2 separate regions of the Homo sapiens genome follow, and region 2 is linked to region 1. A link is an interaction called in ENCODE POLR2A ChIA-PET data of the cell type or tissue named here. Cell type or tissue: A673. All regions are shown on one strand. Each heading gives the region's core, and the rest is flanking DNA. Links, peaks and the distances in the headings are about the cores only. Region 1 has its middle 80 kb from the start of FERD3L. Region 2 overlaps HDAC9 (histone deacetylase 9).

Region 1 (2,931 bases), core at 93-2,592:
TAAATACAAAGTATAATTTGGAAAATCTGTGCATTGCACTATAGCTTCTTTTGCTCATTTTCAGTAAGTCTTCATTAAAGTTTAAACTGAATGTTCTCTAACTGTTAGAGTTCTCTAAGTAATAGAGGCCAAAAGTCAGCTGAAATAAGAAGATTGACTCCCAGAATGGGAAATTATTCAAGACGTCTGATGATCTTGACTAATGATTTCAGTTATTTAAAAATACTTTGATAATTTTAGTCATTGATTTTGAAAATATAAAATGCTGTTTTTTATACCCGTAGCAATATATTGCAATAAGAAGTATGTAAACTGACTTCTTGATTGATACAACCATAATTGAATTACATTCGGTGAAATCACCAGTTTAATAACTCATTGCTTTTGTGACTTCCCTTTTGATAAAATGGAGATCCTACCTCTTGGTCACCCATGTAATATAACATTAAGTTTCCCCTAAGAGCCTGTGATTGCCCTTAGAATGCCTGTGCCAAGCAGGCTTGATAAGGCCCTCACTATAAAGGAATAGATTACATTTTGCCAAATTTTGCCTGCATCCATGAATAAAGAACTGCATAATTTTGTCTTGGAATTGTCAAGGATCATATAGATGTTTGAGTAGTTTTGAGATCATCTAAGGACTGTGATTATCTCAGAAAAGCACTTAAGTCTTTTGAAGGAAAATAAAACTGATAAAATCTCTCCATAGAATATTTTGAGTTAGAGGTAGGAGGAAGGAAGACAGAGTCTGAAAATACAACCCCCAAAAGATGTAGCATGTAGAATGTAGGAAATTTCCCATTCCATCCACCAATCCCCTTCACCATGTGCATCCCCTCTAACATTCTGATATATCTACACAAAAAATGTAATAGAACCAGGAGCTGGATAAAGTCATCTATGCACACTCTAAAATATAAAGCATGGTTTGATTCTATATGATATGCTATATGTTGCTAGTTTTCCTTCAAATTGGAAATTAAAGTAAAATTACAAACTGTATCTCATGAAAGACATACTGTTACCATCTTCACAAGTGTTTTCTACACTCTACTGTGCCTTTTTTTCATCCTATCTTCTGCCTCTTCCCCAGAATACTTTCCTTTTCTGAGGCTGGAGAACAGGAGTGGCTGTGGGTGATTTTTGTACCTTTTTACCTCTAGTGAAGGGATATCTACACAGAAGTACCCAAAGCTTTTACTCTGATATCTGAATAACAGGAAAAGCTAAAAAGTCGTATAGGGACACATGAAGCTAGAGGAAGGGATTATACAGGTATTGAATTCAGATTTCTTTTCTGTACCACAAAAGACAGATTGATGGCAGAATCCCGGAAGTCACTGGCCTTGAGCCCAGAGTTGAGCTTAGCCAAGGGGCCCAACAGTGACCTTGACTACAGGTCTAAAATCAAGTAGGTCTGAGAATGGAAAAACACTGAATCTCCTCAGCAGGATCATATGTTTTCACAAACTCTCAGCACATAGTTTGAGTTCTTCTTCCTATTAGCTACAAAATCCTGGGTAGGTGTGATCACTAGACAGTTTCTTTCAAGGAGCCTATTAGAGAAATAACATTTTGTCCATCAATGCTACTGGGAAAAAGTAAAAATATGCCATTGCCCTACATCAATGGTTAAAAAAAATTAAAAATAACTCAGTAAGATGGAAATGCTAGAAATAGAAAACCTTTCTATGAAGTTTAATGCCTGCAGTGCTTAAAATTACTCATTAATCCAATTTGCAGAGTTGGTAATCTGATTAAATAAAGCTCTTATTTAGATATGAACTAAATTCCTCCATCTGCTAGAAAACAACTATCATTTAAGTTGCTTTTTCATTGAAATGTGTCTATTTCAGGTCTTATAACCACTAATATGCTTGAATCATAAAATGAAAAAGCCTAACATTTCATGTAAGATAACATTTCCCCAACACGCAAAATATTTTGCAATGTGATCCTCTTCTTAGTTGAAAAATCAAACTTTGGTTTACATCAGAAGAAGTATGAATAATGAAATTGCTATATAGTAAGCTTGAAAACAGATCAGAACAGAAAAAGGCAAATTGGGAAGAGAGGATGCCCTAACTAGACTACTTCAATCCAATCCTATTGCCTGCATAAGTGTTCATTAGTCTTAGAGTTCAGAGCACCAGGACCACGTATGGCCTCCCTCCTTCCCCTGCTCTTAATCTTTATTTCTATCTTTCTCATCCAGATACAATAAAAATAACTAAAATGCATTATTAGGTGATTATTTCATGCAAGTTATTACATTAAATACTTATTAACTAATTTAATTCTCACAAAATCCCCATGAGGTAGATGCTCCTATTATCTCTACTTTAAAGATAAGCAAACTGAATACACCCATGTTAGTAGCAACATTATTTGCAATAGACAAAAGGTAGATGCAACCTAAGTGTTCATCAAGTGATGAAAGGATAAACAAAATGTAGATATGGACAACGGAATATTATTCAGCCTTGAAAAAGAAGGAAATTCTGACACATGCATGAAACTTAAGGACATTATGTTAAGTGAAATAAGCCAGTCACACACCAAAAAAACTACTATATGATCCCACTTGTATGAAGTATCTAGAACAGTCAAATTCATAGGACTGAAATTAGAAGGGTGGTTTCCAGGGGCTGGGGAGAGTAAGGAAGGGAGATTTATTGTTTAATGGATATAGAGTTTCAGCTTTGCAAGATGAAAAGAGATCAGAAAATTCGTTGCACAACAATGTGAATGTACTTCACGCTACTCAATGATACACTTAAACATGATTAAGGTCATAAATTCTATGTTATATGTATTTCTATGTTATATGTATTTGTTTTTTTGAGATGGAGTTTTGCTCTTGTTGCCGAGGCTGGGGTGCAATGGTGTGATCTCAGCTCACTGCAACCTCCACTGCCTTGGTTCAAGTGA
Region 2 (2,931 bases), core at 294-2,793, 380 kb after region 1:
AGATCGTTGGAATAAGAATCAATGTGCTAAAGAAAGCTGCATGCTTTTGTGCTATTCAAGGAAAGTATTTTTTCTCTCTCTCGTTTTTGTGAACCTATAAAATGTCATAACTCATTTGTGATAATGCTATTCATGATTTCTGAATGCTTCCATGTAAATAATGCTTCGTGTTTGCTTATTTGTGTTTTCTTTTTTTTTTTTTTTTTTTACTCAGGCTTTTAAAGACATTGGTTGAATACTTACAGATACAGTAAAATGAAAGGGCAATTTAAGCAAACTACTAAGGACTTTGCTGACATACTGCTTTGATAGCTGTAATATCTTTTGAATAAATATGTGATAACCACAGCTGTGGTTTAATAAAGTTCAGGACATCTGTACATCTACAAATGTTATCTTTGGAAACAAAATGGCATTGCCACACCATGATACGCATAGGGTCCACTCCCAAAGCCAAGTTCTTTTCTAACCAGGAAAAGTAATACATTCTAACATTTAATGTCTTATTTCGGGGTGTGCTTTCTCATCATGGAGAGTATGAACTTAATGGAAATTCTCCCCTTTTTGACATAAACAAGTATTTTTTTCCTCAGCAAAATGTAGTTATGAATAACAAATGAAGTCTTAAAAGTTTGTAAGTCGACAAATTGATTTACCTATAAAACCAATTATATGTTCACACTGCCATTAGTTGCTAATTGTAAGAGTTTTTAAAAAACCAAAGCCATCTTTTTTATGTGTCATATCTGATCTAAAAAAGTGTGGGAGATATGTGCCCATACTTAAGCTGAAACAAAATATACTCAGCTGAAACAAAAAATATATGACTGTAAAATATTACCAATTTACTATAATTTTGAATGGCAGTAACTTTACCCTAAGAAAATTCACTGAGTCATTTAATAGTCATAGCAAAGGAAACTGACACTCTTTTCCCTCTCTTGTTAATTCTGTTTCTCTTCCTTTCTTTCTTTGTCTTTAGGGTGTGTTATCTAAGAACCACTCACATGTAATCAGTGGAAAAAGGAGAAGACAGTCCGTAGAATATGGATTGTGGTATGCTCAGTTTATGTGATAACACAATATTATAATGACATGTAATATAATGTACTTATTTTACTAAAGTGACTGTGAGAATCTTAGGGGCAGATGTGTTTTACTTACTTTTATCATGTTTACTGAATTAGCGATGGACTGTTTAAAATGCCCACTAAGTTTGCTACTTATATCTATCAGAATTTTTCAAACTGTGTTCTATAGAATGTTAGTTTTCATGATACTTACAGATGTTGGGTGAAGAGATGTGGGGAGCTGGGAGTTTCATGTTCAAATAATTTGAGGAAGAATGCATTAAATAATGTAAAATTACTACTGGAATTCCTGCAGTTGTTAACATGAATTTACATATTATATGTCTTCAATTAGAGATTTTTCCCTATAGGATATTCTTTATTGTTGAGAAACACTTATTAACATTTCTTGTATCCAGTGTTTAGCAAAATATGGTTTGGAAGATACTTTTTTTGGTAATTTAAGTCCATTAGTGGGTTGCTTGGTTTCTCATATTAAAGATCTTTATAGTGTCTGTCTTATTCTGCTCAGGTTGCCATTAAAAAAGAAATACCACCAGGTGAGTAGTTTAAACAACATAAACTTAGTTTCTCACAGTTCTGGTGGCTAGAAGTTTGAGGTCAGTGTGCCAGGATGGTTGGGCCCTGATGAGAGCGCTCTCACCGGATTACAACCAGCCCTATCTCGCTGCGTGCACCCATAGCCTTGCCTCGGTGTGTGTGCATGGAGAGAGAGCAAGGAAGCAAGCTCTCTGGTGTCACTGCTCATAAGGGCACCTACCCTCAAGATTCCATCTAACCCTAATTGCCACCCACAGGCCCCAGCTCCAAACACCATCACATTGAGGGTTAGGGGTTCAACATACATGTTTTGGGGGAACACAAACATTTAGACAATAACAGTGCCTAATGAAAAACATACATACTTAAAACGAGCTGAGTATGATCAGATTCTTCTTCTGATCAGAGCTGATATCATGTTCATCACTGGCAAAAATTTGTATAGGGCCTCCTTAATTCCGCTTAGGAAAGGTTAGGAAGCAGAAGCTCAGTTTTGTCTTCCTAATACTGGTCTCCCTGGGTTCCTAATATGGTTCCTTAGGCCCAGACACACATCATCCTAGTGGAGACCTAGGACCCAGTCCACCTGTGCATAACAATACCCAGAAAAGAGTATTGGATAAATGGTTAGCAGGATCATGGATGAAATTGGATCATATTAATGTCAAGTTTACTTAAATAATGCAAAATATACTCAACTTGTTCTTTCATAACGAGTTAAGTCTGATAGAATCGCTCATGACTTTCCTAACCAGAGGTGATAAATAGGGCAGGAAATAGGACTGGACTCCGTGTCCCTTGGCTTTCATAGCATAACCAGATCTCCTCATCTGAGAGGGGTAAGTGTTGAATAGTTACTAATTCATATGTATGCATAATCCATTTTACCAGTTGGACCAAAGGCAGAGCAGCGGCCAGAATGGGGAGGATGGAATCCTCAGTAACACCACAGCTGACCCCTCAGGGGGAGACTTCCTCGTTTTTGCTTCTTGGCTTCAAACTGGTTTGGGAGCCCTTTTGTGTAACCACTTTGTGAGAGACTCTAGAAGCTGGGATTTAATTTTGTAGAGTCTCCTGAGGCGTCTTTATTCCTCAGGGTGTCAGGACAACTCTCACACCACAGGAGGGTTCCTCACTTATTTCCACTTCAAAGGGGCATTAATAATAATCCTCCTTATTACAGAATCCAACCAGACCTTCTGGTGTGATGATTAATTGGGAGGTGTTGTACTCTTTTTTTTCAGTGTATCATGTGCAATCATTTCAGTCCTTAAAAATAAACGTTCTCTCTAAAAAAAAG

What was found. ChIA-PET counts read pairs that join two places held together with the same protein. Peaks named below come from ENCODE experiments on the same cell type or tissue, not always from the same donor. Only the 100,000 strongest peaks of a DNase experiment are listed, where the experiment ranks them.
Region 2: POLR2A ChIA-PET joins it to region 1 with 17 read pairs; 1 of 35 experiments calls an interaction of 5 or more read pairs at or near these places.

The regions. Positions count from the first base shown.
Region 1 is chr7:19,223,607-19,226,537 of GRCh38, reverse strand. No RefSeq gene overlaps it. Among named protein-coding and RNA genes, the nearest start is that of FERD3L, 80 kb to the right of the region's middle. In A673, for the core only: no CTCF peak of the experiment used is centred there; no DNase peak of the experiment used is centred there; H3K27ac peaks cover 611 bases.
Region 2 is chr7:18,847,359-18,850,289 of GRCh38, reverse strand. All of the region lies in intron 21 of HDAC9 (histone deacetylase 9), which reads right to left. Among named protein-coding and RNA genes, the nearest start is that of HDAC9-AS1, 53 kb to the left of the region's middle. RefSeq lists an enhancer at 2,683-2,931. In A673, for the core only: no CTCF peak of the experiment used is centred there; no DNase peak of the experiment used is centred there; H3K27ac peaks cover 134 bases.